Linked DNA regions of Homo sapiens: region 1 is linked to region 2. The links are chromatin loops, found by intact Hi-C in ENCODE. Cell type or tissue: heart left ventricle. All regions are shown on one strand.

The links. A loop is a pair of places that touch in the nucleus more often than their neighbours do. Peaks named below come from ENCODE experiments on the same cell type or tissue, not always from the same donor. Only the 100,000 strongest peaks of a DNase experiment are listed, where the experiment ranks them.
Region 1: it touches region 2 in a loop (3-fold over the local background); 17 of 110 quality-filtered maps call a loop at or near these places.

Annotation. Positions count from the first base shown.
Region 1 is chr10:50,991,018-50,993,517 of GRCh38, forward strand. It overlaps a transcript of PRKG1 not described here. Among named protein-coding and RNA genes, the nearest start is that of PRKG1, 82 kb to the right of the region's middle. RefSeq lists an enhancer at 946-1,446. In heart left ventricle, no CTCF peak of the experiment used is centred here; a DNase peak (open chromatin) is centred at 1,004; H3K4me3 peaks cover 2,500 bases; H3K27ac peaks cover 2,500 bases.
Region 2 is chr10:51,421,254-51,423,753 of GRCh38, forward strand. The region is part of intron 2 of PRKG1 (protein kinase cGMP-dependent 1); the gene reads left to right. Among named protein-coding and RNA genes, the nearest start is that of MIR605, 120 kb to the left of the region's middle. In heart left ventricle, a CTCF peak has its summit at 1,539 (motif pointing left); a DNase peak (open chromatin) is centred at 1,518; H3K27ac peaks cover 1,516 bases.

The DNA of each region.
Region 1 (2,500 bases), 430 kb before region 2:
CTAGGAGAGGGGGACGAGGGAGGGGGTCTCAGGGGAGGAAGGGCAGCTCTAATTGGTTTCTCAATGAAAGATAATCACCTACTCCCCAGAGAGGCTGGAGATTAGCACTCTGCCTCTCCTCTCCATCGCTTTTAGACTTCTCATCCTCCCCTCGGTGCTTTTAGTCCATTCAGCAGAAGCGGATCGAAGCAGGAGGCTCCCCGCGCCGCATTAGGGGCGCACTCCGCCGCGCTCGAGTACTTAGCGCCCATTCACTCGCTCACCCGCGCTCTCCGCTGCCGGCTGCCGTCCCAGCCGCCGCCGCCGCCGCCGCCGCCGCCGCCGCCCGAGAAAAAGTTTCGCGGAGGGGCTCAGTGAAAAAATGAGCGAGCTAGAGGAAGACTTTGCCAAGATTCTCATGCTCAAGGAGGAGAGGATCAAAGAGCTGGAGAAGCGGCTGTCAGAGAAGGAGGAAGAAATTCAGGAGCTGAAGAGGAAACTCCACAAATGCCAGTCGGTGCTCCCAGTGCCCTCGACCCACATCGGCCCCCGGACCACCCGGGCGCAGGGCATCTCGGCCGAGCCGCAGACGTACAGGTCCTTCCACGACCTCCGACAGGCATTCCGGAAGTTCACCAAGTCCGAAAGGTAGGCGCGGAGGCCGTGGGCCCGGGCGCTCGTCCCGGCCCGCGGCGCAGAGGCTGGGGGCTCTGGCCGCGGCGGCGGGGGCGGGTCGGCCCAGGGCGCCCCCTGCTCGCTGCGGCGCGCGGAGTGGGGGTGGCCCCGCGGCCCGGGAATGGGAAGTGTTTATTTTTATTTCTGCCCATCACGTGCTGTGCTTGTCTCCGCCGGGCTGGGAAAGGCGAGCTGCACGGGGAGACGCGCCCCTGTGGCGTGGGGGTGGGGAGGAGGACCGCGGAAAGTTTACTCGCGCGGGCTAACTTGTGCCCTCCACACATGGCTGCAGTCGCGCGGCTGTCCTTCGTGCGCCCCGCTGGGAGCGTCCACGCAGGGACCCAACCCTGCCCATCCAGGGGCCTGGAGAGCTTCCCAGCGGCGACCCCCCGGACTCAGGCCACTGGACATGCTCAGTGGGGCTGTCCGAGCCTCCTAGGGAGGGGCGACTGGAGGCTGGACAGGGTTGGGCTCAACTTAGGGACTGAACTTGCCCAGAACCCGAGCTCTGCTGGCGGATGCGGGGACAGGGAGAGGCGGGACAGGGGCTTGTCTCTAGGGCAGGGATCCAGCCTGGAGCGTGGGGGCGAGGAGGGGAGAGGTTTATTCACAGGGTCACTTTCAAGGCAGCTGTGATGTCAGCAAGACATTGCAAAGAAACCCCACCTTCTGGACGTTTCTTTGCTCTGATTGTGCCTCTTCCAGAAGTTCAACACCTAAGGCTGCTCTAGGTTTGGAGTCCGCTCAGTGACCTTGCACCTGAAGCAGATTTGAGGCTGCTCGTCAGCCCTGTCCCAAGGTGGATAGTGCGCCCTCCCTTTTTGTTTTCCCCTGAGTCCCTCCCTGGAAAAGTTGGGATGAAGAAGGCGGAGGGGTGAGGGTAGGCTGTTTCTCCGGACGCCTCTGGGCTCCTTCCTTTCCTCCTCTCCGGCACTTTAAGAGACAAATCCTGCCAGTTCAAAGTTGTATGTCACTCCTTTGGGGTGTGCAGAGGAGGCTGGGTGGATTTTGGCCACAAGTAGGAAGCTTTTGCACTCCACTCGTCGCCTTCACCGGAGAAGGCTGATCGATTGGCTGCAGCATTAAAGCGCCTCTGGACATTAGGGAGAGGAAGTGCAGACTCCAAAGCCATTACTGGCTTTTAGTCCCTGGAAGTGCAGGGCCGAAAATGCATTTCTCAGGATATTGAATATTCCATTAGGAGTGCCTTCATGCCCGCCTACCTCTCTTAATCTTTCCCTCTTCTTAGATCATTTGCTGTCTGAGTTTGGGGCCCTCAGGGGACTCCTAAACTAGTCCCCCTCTCTCCGTTTAGCTCTCTCACTTTTGAGGCAAGCTCTTCTGAAGAGCATGTCCTTTCCACTGTCCCCATCCAGGTCAGCTCCAGGGCGCTTAGTGTCTGCCACTGGCCCACTGCACCTCCTCCGTGTCTGCCTCTGGAGTCCCTCTTGTGTATTGATTATATGGGATGGGGAGCCAGGGAGGCTGAGCAGCGGTTCAGAGTTATTAGAAGAAGACCAGGAGCTGGGAGCCAGAGTGGGGAGAAAAACAGGAATCAGGCAGAAAGGACTCCTCTTAAGGAATTGTGGGACCTTCTGAACAGCCATCTCAGAAGACAGCTTTCAGATTTCCTGAGTGACATAGTGACATTCCACTTACGAATTAACACTGTGTACATGGCACCTTTGGGCCCATCTTGCCTTGAAAGTCCCTGTTGGATGGAACAGTGGCATTTTCCTTCCTTTTCTCAGGACTGCAAACAGACCTAATATTTGGCCTTGCCCTTGCCTGGGAAGCTGCTGCTGAGTCTTGTCTCAGCCGGGCTGTGCATTCCGAGCGGCTGCCC
Region 2 (2,500 bases):
TTTGAACTCCTGGCCTCAAGCAATTTTCCCACCTCAGCCTCCCAAGTATTTAATACTATGAGGCACATGTCACCATGCCTAGCTAATTTTTTAAAAATTGTTTTTTGTAGAGATGTTATCTTGCTATGTTGGCCAGGCTGGTCTCAAACACCTGGCCTCAAGTGATCCTCCTGCCTTGGCCTCCTAGAGTGCTGGGATTACAAGAGTGAGGCACTGTGCCTGGCCCCGATACCTTTTAGATAGGTCATAATCTCTCCAGGTCAACCCTGCCTGGAGAGACACTTTCCCCAGTTCCTCGTTTTTCTTCATGGCAACTTTTCAGGCTCTCAGAGCCCTGGTAAGTAGATGAACTGAACTCGCCTTTTTGTTATCTATCCTCCATGTCTGTCTCCTGCACACTTGCTTTGGTGCCCTCTCCAGAGCATCATGTCATAATGTCTCCTCTTGGATGAATGATTTGTAATGTATTCTTCCTTTAAGTTCTTGACTCACACAGGGCAAAGATACTGAATTGTTAGTTTGAGTTATGTTGCCCACTCATTCTAAGATCCCTATTGAAACACTGATATGGAAAAATACTTGTGTAGGAGTCAGGAGCTAGCCTGTTTCTGCTACTTACTGCTATATTGATACTGAACAAGTCACTTAACCTCTCTGAATCTTAGTTTTCCACATTTGTAAAATCATACAATTTGGAGATTGGACCAAATGTCTTTTGAAGATGCGAAGACAGCATCAGCCACCATTACTCATTCACTTCACAAGCTCTATTTATAGAGTGTTTGCTTACTCTGTGCCAGGCACCCTTGAGTGGAGAAGAGATAATGAAAAGGCAAGTTCAGTTCATCTACTTACCAGGGCTCTGAGAGCTTTAAAAGTTGTCATGAAGGAAAGTGAGGAACTGGATCTCCACACATCTCTATTTGCCCAAACAACCTGAGTTGTGCTTGATGTTCAGGCATGATTATTAACCACAATAGTTTCACTCCAAAGTGTTCTGGTTTGGTTAAGAGATCCAAACTCTGTAGTTAGGAAAGGATGGCACTGTGAGGTTTCTGTAAGAAAGGGGACTCCATAGGATGCCACAGCTAGGTGAGTCCTAGACGTTTAGCATGATGGGTAGTACAGAGGGGAGAAAAGCTGTGCCTGCATTGATTATTCACGTGTTTTCATGGGCCAGTTGCCGGCCCCATCCCCTCTGCTTTGCAACATCTCAGAGAAGTCCTGCTAAGCATGTCCCAACTCCAGGCAGCTCCTCCACACAGGGCAGAGTGAATTTGGCCAGACTTGGGGGACTCTTCACATACTTTGTCAGCTCCAACTTCAGCAGCCCTAACAGCACAAGTTCTAGTGATTGTTTTCTGTTTCTAGTCCTTTGTTTCTGTCCTTTTTCATCTTGAATCTTGTATGTTTCCAGGCCTCTGTCTAAGATTCTGCTGCTGAAATTCTCCTGCCTTTCCTTTTTAAGTTTCTTTTTTGTTTTTTAAATCCCTGGTGACCCAGCACTTCACGGGCCACACTCATGCCTGCTGCTGCCATCTAGTGGAGGTACCACAATGTCATGATTGCCTTTATCTGATCAAAACTGGGCTAGGTTATAATTTACTTAAAGGAATTATTCAGACACTGCTTCTGGTTTGAGGGAGGGCGATTGAAGAGTGAAGATGTTTTTACAAAGTATACAGCACTTGATCTCCATTGAAATAGGTTTTTTTTTTTTTTCTGAAAATGGATTATAGAAGCTAACCCTAAAAACACCAATGTACCGGTTCCTTACTTATAGAAGCCAAATAATAGTGGTTTGAAGAGTGAATAACCCAAGGATCTGAAAGAAGAAAGAATAACCATTCACACCCTGTTCAAGCAGAGTTATATTTCTCTATTCAAATCAAGTGTGTGACATCTTGCTTCTTTCCACATGAAGAAGAGATTTTCCAAAATGACACCAGGTTGATCAGCATACTCGATATGTCTGACTTCCTAGCCTGACCTGCAGTAGTTACGCAATCTCTTTCTCTTAATAATGACTTCGAAATTTCACATTGAGAATATAAATTCCATTCTTGCACTTGCAATTGCGTATTTAAAACAACAACCTACCATCTTTCTAATAATGTTGAAGAAGAGATATTTGCTTTCTTCATATCTCTTTGTCTTCCTTGTTCCTCCTTTTTCCAAAAATAGGCATCTATCCTGTCTCCTTTTCCCTATTTCTGGTTCATTCTGATGATTTTTTTTCTCCAGATTTCTTCCTACAAAACCTTCTGTTCACCATAAAGACTCTCAGTGGTTCTCATCTACTTAAGTATTTCAAAGGGATTGAATTTATTTTTCAATTTTTGAGAAAATTTGTTCCTTGTAATGATCTCAATATATTGGTATTCCTCAATATGAATAACAATTGCCAATTAATAATATAAACAAAGCAATATCTATATTATGATGGCTATAGCATTATTATTCCAACCTCCTGAGGGTTTATCTGGAAGGCTAAGATGAA